2 separate regions of the Homo sapiens genome follow, and region 2 is linked to region 1. A link is a contact called in ENCODE Hi-C or POLR2A ChIA-PET data. All regions are on one chromosome and are shown on one strand. The core of a region is the stretch at or near the end of the contact, and the rest is flanking DNA. Distances in the headings are between cores, read along the strand shown.

Evidence for each region. A loop is a pair of places that touch in the nucleus more often than their neighbours do. ChIA-PET counts read pairs that join two places held with the same protein, here RNA polymerase II (POLR2A). Pooled maps may share reads with other maps.
Region 2: a pooled map shows a loop between it and region 1 (2.9-fold over the local background). The contact joins the enhancer-like site here to the promoter of H2AC11 in region 1. A Hi-C loop is called at or near these places in 3 of 50 pooled maps. POLR2A ChIA-PET finds 5 or more read pairs at or near these places in 3 of 52 experiments (T-cell, activated B cell and endothelial cell of umbilical vein).

Annotation. Positions count from the first base shown.
Region 1 is chr6:27,128,702-27,136,321 of GRCh38, reverse strand. H2AC11 (H2A clustered histone 11) reads right to left here and starts at 3,279. Exons shown (of 1, transcript NM_021064.5): 1 at 2,787-3,279. The coding sequence starts at 3,250. The coding sequence ends at 2,858. H2BC11 (H2B clustered histone 11) reads left to right here and starts at 3,527. Exons shown (of 1, transcript NM_021058.4): 1 at 3,527-4,006. The coding sequence starts at 3,572. The coding sequence ends at 3,952. RefSeq lists enhancers at 2,597-3,112, 2,808-3,147, 3,113-3,626, 3,758-3,827, 3,838-3,907 and 1 more.
Region 2 is chr6:28,100,084-28,107,331 of GRCh38, reverse strand. No RefSeq gene overlaps it. Among named protein-coding and RNA genes, the nearest start is that of ZSCAN16, 21 kb to the left of the region's middle. RefSeq lists an enhancer at 1,614-1,753. Within about 2 kb of position 2,556, at least 36 of the 41 ENCODE cell types and tissues checked have a DNase peak (open chromatin) inside an H3K27ac peak, as active enhancers do.

The sequences.
Region 1 (7,620 bases), core at 2,030-4,529:
GGTCAGCACAAAGTACAGGTCACAAAGACCTTGCTAATAAAAGCATGCGGTAAAGAAGCCAGCCAAAACCTACCAAAATCAAGATGGTGAGGAAATTGACCTCTGGTTATCCTCACTGCTCATTATACACTACTTATAATGCATTAGCATGCTAAAAGACACTCCTACCAGTGCCATGACCATTTACAGATGCCATGGCAACGTCGGAAAGTTACCCTATAGGGTCTAAAAGGGGGAGGAACTCTCAGTTGGGGAATTGCCCACCCCGTTCCCAGAAAACTCATGAAGAATCCACCCCTTGTTTAGCATGTAGTCAAGAAATAACTATAAATATCCTTAGAATAGAACAAAAGAACAATTTTCTTTACTTCTCTAATAAACTTGCTTTCACTGTACTCTATGGATTTGCCTTGAATTCTTTCTTGAGAAAGACCCAAGAACTCTCTCTTGGGGTCTGGATTGGGACCCCTTTCCAGTAACAGTTACACTTGCAAAGTACATCCTGTGTCCAACCACTGTATATTTAATTGTGAAATTTATTAAATATTAATTTAAATAAGTTGAAAGACCTTTAAAGACAGGGCAATTCAAAAATGAGTAAAATTATTGGGTTACACAGTATAAAAATCCATCAAAAAGCCAAATATTTTACTATTTGGGGGGCCTCTCAAGTACCTATTTTTGCTAGATATTGTCAGCACTTGTTTCTGTTCCAAAACATCGTATTTATACTAGGATTGGAAGTAGTTATATTTTAAGAACAAGAAACAGACACAGTAAAAGGTTATGAGATGTCAGTAGACTAAGTGCTAAAGAAATTCCAGATAGGAAGAGGAGGTATCTAGAGAAAAGGAGCTGAAAAGAAATGGGGTAGGTTGACCAAATTTTAGAGCAAGAGTTTTTAACCTGAGGTCCGTACTTATATGTCACAATGCCCCTAAGGAAAAAATTCAGCAATTGGAGGGTGTTGAAGGGGAAGTCTGTGAGTTTGGGTAGTAAAATATCTATTTTTAAAAACTTAACCTTGACTGAACTTGAACATTTCACTTTATTATGAATTTAGGCCACAAATCTCAGTACCTGTTACTTTGTAACCCAAAAGACATTAGATGTTTCATTTCTCATTACAATTGCTGAGTTATCGTGAAACATTTTTACTCCTCTAATTAGTAACAGCAATTAGGCTCACCAAATCATGTAATGTGTTAACTATATTAACAATATAACTATATAGTCTCATTTATCACTATGAAGTTTTAAAAATACTTTGATAACTGTAATTTAACTTTGTTTGGCATTTTATATACTTAAAACATCATTCTGAGATTTTCCATGTTACCAGACAGCCAAAAGTGTCTACAATACACAAGAAAAATGAGTTAACGTCTTCTTAAGATTACTTCAGAGTGGGCCGGGCGTGGTGGCTTACGCCGGTAATCCCAGCACTTTGGGAGGCCGAGGCCGGTGGATCACGAGGTCAGGACATCAAGACCATCCTGGCTAACACGGTGAAACCCCGTATCTACTAAAAATACAAAAAAGTAGCTGGGCATGGTGGCAGACGCCTGTAGCCCCAGCTACTCAGGAGGCTGAGGCAGGAGAATGGCGTGAACCCGGGAGGCGGAGCTTGCAGTGAGCCGAGATAGCGCCACTGCACTCCAGCCTGGGCGACAGAGCGAGACTCCGTCTCAAAAAAAAAAAAAAAATTACATCAGAGTTCAGTGAACAGAGGGAGGAGGCACAATTGTGCAATCTTGGCATGAGTATTCCTTATTTAGCTACAACACCAAAAGTTATTTGCACTACCGTAGTAAATAACCCTCCTTTACAGAAAACTGCCAGTCTTGCTAGGAGGCCTCAGTTTGTGTCAGGAACGCCCAATACCCTGTACTTTTCTAATAGTCATAAACATTTCTAATATTTCTAATGTACATTTCTAATACTCATCAACATTTGTTGAACCATATTATAATCCTCTATATATTTTCCCTCCTATCTGTGAGGCAGACATTTTAACAGTCTGTGTGCTAACACTTTACCTCAGATTTCTTCATGGGTTTTAAGGTTTATTATTAACTATCCTGTCAAGTTCTTCTAGGTAAGCAACTTGGGATATTAGGCCTTTCCAAATGAGCCATCTTTCTTGGGCTCCAGATAACGTCATCCCAGTATTTTACTCACTTCATTTTAAAGGAATACTTTGCAACATGCAGTAGGGTGGGTAAGAGAATGCTTCACAGCTATCCATCAGGAAAGATGTGAGTCTCTGACAGAGCCTTTGCAGGGAGGTGGACTATTGTGTCACAAAGTTCTTCAGCCTCGCTCTCGTGCAGCGGCGTCACCGCCGAGCTCTCGCAGGAGCGGCAGCTTGCTGATCAGCAGCTCGGAGTTCTGGTAGCGCCGAACGTCGCGCAGGGCCACTGTGCCGGGCACGTAGCGGCGGGACTTCTTCATGCCGCCCTGGCCCGCGTGGAACAGCTGTCTGCTAAATTCTAGCCCGGGCGATAACTCTTTTGGGCCAAAGTGCTTCAAGAACTCACGAAGCCACTGGTGCTCTGTGGACACACACTGATTAAGTTTAAAATTAAGTAATGGCCTAAGAGATTTGTTCACATCTTAACTTTTAAGCGTGGTAAAATCTGGACCACCTTCCCTCTAGTTTTTCTTTTAAATCTGCGGTGTTCGCTACACTGTTTTCAAAAAGATGGGTAATTTATGACTAGAGTCTTGTCCATGTCTCACTTTCTTTCACATGGAATAAATGTTAAGTTCTTTTAGAGAAGACGTGGGTGGCCCTGAAAAGAGCCGTTGGTTTGGACTCGATTTTACTTGAGCTGCCACAAACTAGTACAGATAGTTACTTGCCCTTCGCCTTGTGGTGGCTCTCAGTCTTTTTGGGCAGTAGCACGGCCTGAATGTTGGGCAGGACACCGCCCTGTGCGATGGTGACTTTGCCCAGCAGCTTGTTGAGCTCCTCGTCGTTGCGGATGGCCAGTTGGAGATGACGCGGGATGATGCGGGTCTTCTTGTTGTCGCGGGCCGCGTTGCCCGCCAGTTCCAGGATCTCGGCGGTCAGGTACTCCAGCACCGCTGCCAGATACACCGGCGCGCCGGCCCCGACCCGCTCGGCATAGTTGCCTTTGCGGAGCAGGCGGTGCACTCGGCCCACGGGGAACTGGAGACCGGCCCTAGAAGAGCGAGTCTTGGCCTTAGCGCGGGCTTTGCCTCCCTGCTTGCCACGTCCAGACATAGCGAGCGCAACTCACTACGAGCAACCACAAAGTGAACGGGAAAGGCGGCGCTTTTTATAAACACTATTGGGCGCGAAAAAGAAGACGTGTTGTTGGTTAGGGCTGCAGTTTAATTTCAACCAATAGTAGTGCGTCTTCTGGATTTGCGAATCCTGATTGGGCAGACCTGACCTCTGACGTTACCCTGAATAACTACCAATCAGACACAAGACTTCAACTCTTCACCTTATTTGCATAAGCGATTCTATATAAAAGCGCCTTGTCATACCCTGCTCACGCTGTTTTTCCTTTTCGTTGGCGCTTTATAGCTACACAGTGCTATGCCAGAGCCAGCGAAGTCTGCTCCCGCCCCGAAAAAGGGCTCCAAGAAGGCGGTGACTAAGGCGCAGAAGAAAGACGGCAAGAAGCGCAAGCGCAGCCGCAAGGAGAGCTATTCCATCTATGTGTACAAGGTTCTGAAGCAGGTCCACCCTGACACCGGCATTTCGTCCAAGGCCATGGGCATCATGAATTCGTTTGTGAACGACATTTTCGAGCGCATCGCAGGTGAGGCTTCCCGCCTGGCGCATTACAACAAGCGCTCGACCATCACCTCCAGGGAGATCCAGACGGCCGTGCGCCTGCTGCTGCCTGGGGAGTTGGCCAAGCACGCCGTGTCCGAGGGTACTAAGGCCGTCACCAAGTACACCAGCGCTAAGTAAACAGTGAGTTGGTTGCAAACTCTCAACCCTAACGGCTCTTTTAAGAGCCACCCATGTTCTCAAAGAAAGAGCTGGTGCTTGTATTCCTCCTCTGCTGGCCACTGACAAACCCTTGTAACTTGCTACTGTGTTTTTTGGTCTGAAGTAGAGCAGTTATTTAACTAATCCTTAGTGACTTTTTTTTTTTAGATCTGCCATTCTAATCTTAGAGTTAAGTAAGGAGATGGGAAATTTTCTATTATAAGTTCGAAACCAATTAAAATACGTTAGAAACCAATTAAAATACTCGTCGGTCCCCCGTCGGTTAGTGATTTGGAACAGTGCCAAGTTGCAGCGGTTGTCAGTTTGAATTTGCCCGGGCAACGCCCGCCCTTCCTCTGCATCCTGATTGGTTGTTGTATCCAGGAAGTCCACGGTCGGCTTGGGTGCGCCAAAGGAATCCAAACCCCGCCTTTATTTGGCCTTCCTTACAAACTCAGTAAACTGTCAGTTTCTCATTCTTTAGTATTTTATCGCTTTCGGGAAGGAGATTTATTTCTAATTAGTTTTCGTTGGATAGAGCGTTTTTTTTTTTAAAGGGACCCTTTATGGCAACATAATCAGTTTTTTTTTTTTTGAGAAGGAGACTTCCTCTGTCGCCCAGACTGGAGTGCGGTGGCGCGATCTCAGCTCACTGCAGCCTCCGCCTCCCGGGTTCCAGCGATTCTCCTGCTTCACCCTTCCGTGTAGCTGGGATTACAGGCATGCGCCACCATGCCCGGATAATTTTTGTATTTTTAGTAGAGATGGGGTTTCACCATGTTGGCTAGGCTGGTCTCGAACTGACTTCAGGTGATCCACTAGCCTCAGCCTTAAAGTGCTAGGATTACAGGCATGAGCCATCAAGCCCGGCTACAACGGAATTTGAATGCTGTAGTTTTCAGCCTGAGAAAGATCAATGCTTTATTTCTGATTAGAATACTATTTTCCCTTTATGGTATATCTATATAAGCAAAGGCATTAGAAGCCTAAACAGGACAATTCGGGGCGTAATGAAGGCAGAAAGCTTGAGGACATTTATCCCAGACTCTTTTCTGAAACAAGTCAATTTCAATTTTAAAACTCCTTTCGTTAGTATTTTAAATACTGTTTTTGACTTTGCCTAGAAGAAGTGAGGAAAAACAAGTTCCCCCTTATTCAGGTTGTCACAAATGAGAACCAGTCACCCAACAAACGATGTTGCTCTAGGTTGTAACTTCAGTCATGTGTCTCTTAGGTAAAAATCCAAGGTCTATAAAGCATTTGGAAGCTCCCACTATGACTAGGTTTTGGTTTCAAAGGTAGTAATTGTATATAAACTTGAGTTACTATCTAGTTTATTTAAAATGGATCTAAATTTAGCACAGTAATAACATCTAAAACAATTAGTATTTTTGTTAAATCCACTATCAAATACACACGTTTCCCTTGTTGACTCAAGTCCTGTTTTTTTCAAAGCCCAGTTAAATATTGCCTGCTTTATGAAATTTCTTCTGTTTTTTTAGCTTTTTCTCGGACACTTGTCCAGCCTTTGAAAACTGTCTGTAGAGTTTCTAAAATATGTATCTCTCTGAATTGCTATCTGGTTTGTTGTATATATTTCTATGTAGAAAATATACACTCAAGTTCTTTTCCTTCACCATAATCATCCCGTACTAAGGATAACTGAACTGTTATCAATTCTGTGAATAAACAGAACTTAAATTACTTTTATGACATTATTGTTATGTTACATGGGCCTCTGACCCTCTCTATTAATCCAAATAGTCAGATGATAATTTCCAAGCTAAATAACTTGCTTCTTTGTCTTACAGGATATAGAAATCAGAATAAAAAGCAGGGTTTGTAAGAAAAGGAGGATTGCGACTGACTCATGGGTATATTGTCCAGCCACAGGTGAAAATTTGTAAAGGCTAGGTTTTCGAAAACTATACAAAGTTAAGTTGAAAAGAACCCAGCTAATTCTCCTGTTACTCAGAAGACTAAACTGCCTAAGGGGTAATGAAACAAATGATCACCTTATGGGTTATTTTCATCTTGCTGGTGTCCCCTTAATAAGGACAAAGAGTTAATACTTTGCTTGAAAAACTGAATGGGACTGGGCGGGGTGGCTCACGCCTGTAATCCCAGAACTTTGGGAGGCCAAGGCTGGTAGATCACTTGAGGTCAGGAGATCGAGAGCAGCCCCTGCCCCTGGGGGATGGTGAAACCCCGTCCCTACTAAAAATACAAAAATTAGCCTGATGTGCTGGTGGGACCCTGTAATCCCAGCTATTCGGGAGGCTGAGGCAGGAGAATCACTTGACCCCAGGAGGCATAGGTTGCAGTGAGCCGAGATCGTGTCAGTGCATTCCAGCCTGGGCAACAGAGGGGACTCCGTCTCAAAAAAAAAAAAAAAAAAAGAAGAAAAACTGAATGCTGCAAGTTCAACCCATTACTAACCAGTTCCTGAAGAATTGGCTTTTTTCCCTTTTTTTTCCTCTGGCTTTTTCCTTCATTTTAAAAAGGGGGATGTAACAGTGCCTCTTGAGCAAATAGTTTTGGTATACTTAGAACAATGTCCTGTACATAGTAAGCATTCAATATATGTTGGCTAATACTACTGATGCCGGTTGTAACAGTAGTATTAGAAACCGTAACTCAAGTATGTCCATAAATGGCAATAGGGAAAAGAATTGCTGCCACTCAGCACAATTTGGAGTATTGAATGTCATTGTTTACTTTTTCTAGAAGGAGAGTGACCTAAGACACTGATCTAAACTGAATGTACATGGCTAATGGTTTGGATAGACAGATTTTTTTAAGTGGGCAAAAGTGGAGGTTGTGTTGACTGGAAGCTTTGGGGAACAGTGATACGGATGAATTTCCCAGAATGGTCCCAGAGTATGAGAATAATATCCCACGTGAATGCTAACCTAAATTCCCACTCTTCAGAGGAGGCTATCAACAATCAGGTACACATCAACCATATGGCTGTCATGTAGTCTCTTTTCCTATCACCCCACTTATTGCCCAAGTGATTTACTTGTAAACTGTGACCAGGGTGGTAGGCAATGATAGAGGTGATACTTGAGTTCTGTAGTATAGACTTAGCTCACCAAGGCTGACCTCTGGATACTGCTGCTGCTAAGTGTCCCATATGTCAGGGGAAGTATTCTTGTATTCTTGCAAGTATTTTGTCATGGATGAGGCAGAGATTTGTCTTCACTGAGATAAACACTCTAGATTTCGATATGCTTCACTTTCTTACATGCTATTGCTAGCAGGACCATCTGTGAACTTACTGAACGCTTTATACCTCATATCTCAACATTTTTTGGACCCATTTCTATACATTATACAGAAAGGGTAAGGTAATGCATGGGTGACCATGAGACTCGGTAGTCCTAATGTGTACCACATTCCTTATAAGCAGAAGTCTGAATTTTTGGAAGACTCAGTTAAAGTGGCATGTAGTCATTTAGCACCCTCTTGAAGTACTGTTCAATTTTGGACGTTATAGATGAGCTGAATAGTGACTAAGAAAAAGCATAATTTCTTCTGTAGACAAAATGCATTCGTTAAAGAAAGGAGAGGTAGGAATGGAGTGGTACCTCTCATATTACACTTAATAATAGCCAACTCAAAAAAGTTATGCTTTTCATGTTTCC
Region 2 (7,248 bases), core at 1,307-3,806, 970 kb before region 1:
TTCTTGTGGGTGATAAAAAGCACTACCTTGACAGAGTCCTAGTAGCATCTCTGAGGGAGGAAGGCAAAGTCAGGATATTTACAAGATTTGAAAGGTTTGATGCTGATCTTTCTTTTTTTTATTTTTTATTTAATTTATTATTATTATACTTTAAGTTTTAGGGTACATGTGCACAATGTGCAGGGTAGTTACATATGTATACATGTGCGATGCTGGTGCGCTGCACCCACTAACTTGTCATCTAGCATTAGGTATAGCTCCCAATGTTGTCCCTTCCCCCTCCCCCCACCCCACAACAGTCCCCAGAGTGTGATGTTCCCCTTCCTGTGTCCATGTGTTCTCATTGTTCAATTCCCACCTATGAGTGAGAACATGCAGTGTTTGGTTTTTTGTTCTTGCGATAGTTTACTGAAAATGATGATTTCCAATTTCATCCATGTCCCTACAAAGGACATGAACTCATCATTTTTATAGCTGCATAGTATTCCATGGTGTATATGTGCCACATTTTCTTAATCCAGTCTATCATTGTTGGACATTTGGGTTGGTTCCAAGTCTTTGCTATTGTGAATAATGCCGCAATAAACATATGTGTGCATGTGTCTTTACAGCAGCATGATTTATAGTCCTTTGGGTATATACCCAGTAATGGGATCACTGGGTCAAATGGTATTTCTAGTTCTAGATCCCTGAGGAATCGCCACACTGACTTCCACAATGGTTGAACTAGTTTACAGTCCCACCAACAGTGTAAAAGTGTTCCTATTTCTCCACATCCTCTCCAGCACCTGTTGTTTCCTGACTTTTTAATGATTGCCATTCTAACTGGTGTGAGATGGTATCTCATTGTGGTTTTGATTTGCATTTCTCTGATGGCCAGTGATGGTGTGATGCTGATCTTTCAAAGCAGAATTAGGACTGGGCAAGGATGGTGATACAATAATTTAAGATTGATGGACACATTCATTAAGATGAAGGTTTTGAGGTGAGGGTTTCAAAAAGTCTGGATACTAATTATTGAAAGTTGAAGAATTTGATGTTCATTTAAATAGATTTTTTGAGGGGGAAGTTCTTGAAACAAAAATAATTATTTGCAATTTTTATCTCCTACAGCAATAATGTCCTGGAATAGTAAAGTCATGTTGATAAAGACAGTGGAATAGTAGTATCACATTAGCAAAGACAGTTGAATAGTAAAATTATGTTAACATAGGTAGGGGGCTGTGTGCGTAACTGATTTAGGCAGGGCCTATCTGTTACCCAGGATTAACATGGTGGGCAGTGGTGAAGGGCATGGGCTGAGGATTCCAAAAGCCCTGGGCTCGAATGTTGTCACATTCTCTTATGTGTAGTGGCTTAATCTCTAAATTTTTATTCCTTTTCTGCCGTTAAAAACAAGCTTCTAATTTTGTTTGTAACTTTTTATTTTGAACTAATTTTAAACTTACAGAAAATTTCCAAAAAGGTATAGAACAGTCCCTATATCCTTCACCCAGCTTCCTATTATATTAAAATCTTACATAACCATAGCACAATTGCAAGGCCAAAAAATAGTATTGGTACAATGTGATTAAACCACAGACCTGATAATATAGGGTTTTTTTTTTAAGAAAAATTACAAAAAGCATTAGATGCAGTGCCTGGAAAGCATTAGACTCAGTGCCTAGCACTTAGTAAGACCTCAGTAAAGGATTGCAGTTATCTTTATGACCTGGTCATCGAGGGGCTGGCAGGGGAGACCACACCTGGTGCTCAGGGACACTTCTCTGTTTTTTGGCACACAACTTAGGACCACGCAATAAGGCCCTCTACTGCCTTCTCTGTGCTTAGCTTCTGTTACCCAATCGGCATCTTTGAAAGACATCTTCACTTCCTGGGCTCTAAGGATTAATTCAGGGACTTCTGGAGCAGGTTTGGAGAAAGGCTGTTTCAGGAATCATTCAAGATAAAGGACATGGAAGCGGGTTCTACAGGTTGCCTTCCACTAGTTTAGATCTTTGAAAGAATAAGGCAAAATACAGTGTTAACCAACCAGACTACAAACACTTTCCCTGTTTATTCTGTAACATAAACGAAATGGCAGATCATCAGTGGACAACCATAACGAGCCTCGGACTCGGGAAGATCTGGCTATGTTCCTTAAGCCATCAGGGCCTGACAGATCACAAAAAACTTCCAATAGTCGGCGGTCACGTTGGAGAAAAGGGTGGTCCGCATAGACCGACCAGGTCGGCATCTGTGAACCAGAGTCGGACTTCGCAACGTCTGGGGAAACGTCCGGCCCGCGTGGGGGAGCTGGGCTCCGGTTGGCTAGGGCAACCCCGCGGTGCCAGGGCCGGGACACCCACCAGTCTGCCCCGTGCAGTGTCTCGGACGGCGCTTCCAGCGCGGGGCTAAGCAAGGACGGGGCTCCTCCCGCCCGCACCTGGCTGAGCTGGGGGACTCGGGCGGCGGCGTCCTGCTCTCTTCCTGCCAGTCTTACTACCTGGGCTGGGTGGCAGCTCCAGCCCAGCTCTAACTAGCTCCTCTGCGCCCTGCCTGGCCGCTGGCGGAAGTGCGTCTGCGAACCCCTTCCGGCCTTGCGCCCCAGCTTCCAGCGGCTTCAGAGAGGTGTGCAGCGTGTGGGGTCCCCAGTGCGCGCCGCGGAGTCTCCAAATGGGGTCACTTGGGCATGGGGTTTTGTTTCACAACTTGTCTCATCCGAAAGAAAGGGTTTGAGTTCCAGCTTCGCAGCGTTGAGTCCGTCAGTCCTCCCCGCTCAGGTCGGCAGGCGGGAACCTCCCCAGACTTCATTTCTGTCCACCGACCTGGAGTTTCAGTTTTCTCACAAAAGTACACTTTTCCCAATCACTGTAACCATAAATGGCTCAAAATAAAAATGAATTTTTTCTTGACTCTGGAAAACAAATGTAGAAAGAATCAGAATTGTTTCAAACAAAAAGTCATAAAAGATAAATGCAGTCCTCTATTAGGTTAGGCCCATGTTATTAATTCTTGTTCTGCTTGATGTTGGGTTAGTAATCTTCATGAATCCATCAGTTTTTTTTTTTTTAAGAGTTCTGGAAGTTTTTAGCTAGTCCAGTGGTGTGATTTCCAAAGTTATCAGAAACCTGCATTCAAGAGTACTTGGCAGTGTCCTTTCCATGAATTTCCTTTAAGGAAAATAAAATTTTAGACTGTAGCGAATTGTAAATCACTTTTTGAGAAGTAAAGTAAGACAATAATTGTCTGTGGATGGCAAAAGGCTTAGAGTAGCCATGGTTAAACACACAATTAACAAGAAAATCTGGTTATTTCTGTAGCCTACAAAATTTGCCATAATCATAATTATGACTGATAACATATACCAAGACACATCAGAATTTAGGAATATACAATTTCGGAACACATGTTAATAACACATTTATACAAATGTGACTGAAAGTTTTGGGTTTTTTTTTTTTTTGCCTTTTCCCACATCTTCTAATCAACAAAAGTTAAATGCCATTTCTTATTTGACAGTGTTTCCTGTGTGATTTTAACCAAATAAGCCTAATATGTCTCTCTTGGACTATCAGGCATTCCTTATAGAAAATACTTAATTTTAGAATTTGAAATTTGATTTTGGGAATTATGTCAAATATCAAAGTCTTAAAACCTTTGATATCAAAACTAAGATCACAGGTCATAATAATCATTTATTTAGCCAAAGTGATAATTGAAATATTTCAAAAAGCGTAAACCTTTACTCTTTGAAAGAGAGGAGATTCAGTTTTTCAAACAAGAATCTGTCTCTCTCTCTCCTTTTTAAATTTTTAACAGTTTATTCAAAAGATGAACACTAGTCTTATATCTCTTATTAATACTATATTGTTCAAGCAAGAAAATAAAATTCTACTTTGTATCAGTGCATTGTTAATATTAAACCTAATTTTAATAATACCTTATAAACAGATCCATCTATTCTCATCAGCTTTGACCATGCAAGATAAGATTTCCACAAACTTTGTATAACCTTTTACAATTTTTCCTATTCTCTTTCCCCAAATTCCTGCATCCACTCAGTTTATTATTCTTTTTAATCCTTTCACTTTAAAGCAACCATTTTTTAAAAAATTTTACTTTAAATTCCGGGATACAAGTGCAGAACATGTAGGTTTGTTACAAAGATGTGTGTGTGTCACGGTGGTTTGCGGCACCTATCAACTCGTCATCTAGGTTTTAGGCCCGCATGCATTAGCTATTTGTCCAAATGCTATCCCTCCCCTTGCCCCCATCCCCTGACAAGCCCCCATGTGTAATGCTCTCCTCTGTGTCCATGTGTTCTCATTGTTCAACTCCCACTTCTGAGTGAGAACATGCAGTATTTGTTTTTCTGTTCCTGTGTTAGTTTGCTGAAGATGATGGCTTCCAGCTTCATCCATGTCCCTGCATAAAGGACATGATCTCATTTCTTTTCATGGCTGCATAGTATTCCACTGTATCTATGTGCCACATTTTCTTTATCCAGTCTATCATTGATGAGCATTTGGGTTGGTTCCATGTCTTTGCTATTGTAAATAGTGTTGCAATAGACAGATGTGTGCATGTGTCCTTATAGTAGAATGATTTATATTCCTTTGGGTATATACCCAGTAATGGGATTGCTGGGTCAATAAGTATTTCTGGTTCTGGATATTTGAAGAATCACCACACTGTCTTCCACAGCAGTTGAACTAATTTACCTTCCCACGTGTAAAAAGCGTTCCTATTTCTCTACAGCCTCGCCAGCATCTGTTGTTTCTTGACTTTTTAATAATCGCCATTTTGACTGGCATGAAATGCTATCTCATTGTGGTTTTGATTTGCATTTCTCTAATGATTAGTGATGTTGAACCTTTTTGTCTTATGTTTGTTGGCCACATAAATGTCTTCTTTTGAGAAGTGTCTGTTCATATCCTTCGCCCACTTTTTGATGGGGTTGTTTTTTCCTTGTACATTTGTTTAACTTCCTTGTAGATTCTGGATATTAGACCTCTGTCAGATGGGTAGATTGCAGACATTTTCTCCCATTCTGTACGTTGCCTGTTCACGCTGATGATAGTTTCTTTTGCTGTGCAGAAGCTCTTTAGTTTAATTAGATCCCATTTGTCAATTTTGGCTTTCGTTGCAATTGCTTTTGGAGTTTTCATCATGAAGTCTTTGCTCATGCCTATGTCCTGAATGGTATTGCCTAGGTTTTCTTCTAGTGTTTTTATGGTTTTGGGTTTTACACTTAAGTCTTTAATCCATCTTGAGTTAATTTTTGTACAAGGTGTAAGGAAGGGGCCCAGTTTCAGTTTTCTGCATATGGCTAGCCAGTTTTCCCAGCACCATTTATTGAATAGGGAATCCTTTCCCCATTGCTTGTTTTTGTCAGGTTTGTCAAAGATCAGATGGCTGTAGATGTGTGGTGTTGTTTCTGAGGTCTCTGTGTTGTTCCATTGGTCTATATGTCTGTTTTGGTACCAGTACCATGTTGTTTTGGTTACTGTAGCCTTGTAGTATATAGTTTGAAGTCAGGTAGGCATGATACCTCCAGCTTTGTTCTTTTTGCTTAGGATTTTCTTGGTTATATGGGCTCTTTTGTGTTTCCATATTAAATTTAAAGTAGTTTTTTCTAATTCTGTGAAGAATGTCAGTGGTAGTTTGATGGGAATATCATTGAATCTATAAATCACTTTGGGCAGTATGGCCATTTTCACATATTGATTCTTTCTATCTATGAGGAGGAAATTTTTTTTTTCATTTCTTTGTGTCCTCTCTTATTTTCTTGAGCAGTGGTTTATAGTTCTCCTTGAAGAGGTCCTTCACATCCCTTGTCAGCTGTTTTCCTAGGTATTTTATTCTACTTTTAGCAATTGTGAATGGGAATTCATTCATGATTTGGCTCTCTGTCTATTATTGGTGTATAGGAATGCTTGTGATTTTTGCACATTGATTTTGTGTCTTGAGACTTTGCTGAAGTTGCTTATCTGCTTAAGGAGTTTTGGGGCTGAGATGATGGGGTTTTCTAAATATACAATCATGTCAATCTGCAAACAGAGGCAATTTGACTTCCTCTCTTTTTATTTGAATACCATTTATTTCTTTCTCTTGCCTGATTGCTCTGGTCAGAACTTCCAATACTATGTTGAATAGGAGTGGTGGGAGAGGGCATCTTTGTTTTGTGCCAGTTTTCAAAGTGAATGCTTCCAGATTTTGACCATTTAGTATGATATTGGCTGTGAGTTTGTCATAAATAGCTCTTATTATTTGCGATATATTCCATCAATACCTAGTTTATTGAGAGTTTTTAACATGAAGAGATGAATTTTATCAAAGGACTTTTCTGCATCTATTGAGATGATCATGTGCTTTTTGTCATTGGTTCTGTTTATGTGAAGGATTATGTTTATTGATTTACATATGTTGAACCAGCCTTGCATCCTAGAGATGAAGCCAACTTGATCAGAGTGGATAACCTTTTTGATGTGCTGTTGGATCTGGCTTGCCAGTATTTTATTGAGGACTTTTGCATCGATGTTAATTAGGGATGTTTGGGACTTGAACTCAGCTCTGGATCAAGTGGACCTAAGAGACATCTACAGAACTCTCTACCCCAAATTGACAGAATATACATTCTTCTTAGTGCCACATGGCACTTATTCTAAAATCGACCACATAATTGGAAGAAAAACACTCTTTAGCAAATGCAAAAGAACTGAAATAATAACAGTCTCTCAGACCACAGTGCAATCAAATTAGAACTCAGGATTAAGAAACCCACTCAAAACCACACAACTCATGGAAATTGAACAACTTTCTCCTGAATGAGGTCTGCTGTTAGTGTGATGAGCTTCCCTTTGTAGATGACCTGGCCTTTCTCTCTGGCTGCCCTTAACATTTTTTTCCTTTATTTCTACCTTGGAGAATCTGATGATTTTGTGTCTTGGGGTTGATCTTCTCGTCAGGTATCTTAGTGGTGTCCTCTGTATTTCCTGAATTTGAATGTTGGCCTGTCTTGCTAGGTTGGGGAAGTTCTCCTGGATGATATCCTGAAGTGTGTTTTCCAACTTGGTTCCAATCTTCCTATCATTTTCAGATACTCCAATCAATCGTAGGTTTGATCTTTTTACATAGTCCCATATTTCTCGGAGGTTTTGTTCATTCCTTTTCATTATTTTTCTCTAATCTTGTCTGCATGCCTTATTTCAGCAAGAGAGTCTTCAAACTTTGATATCCTTTCTTCTGCTTGTTGATTTGGCTATT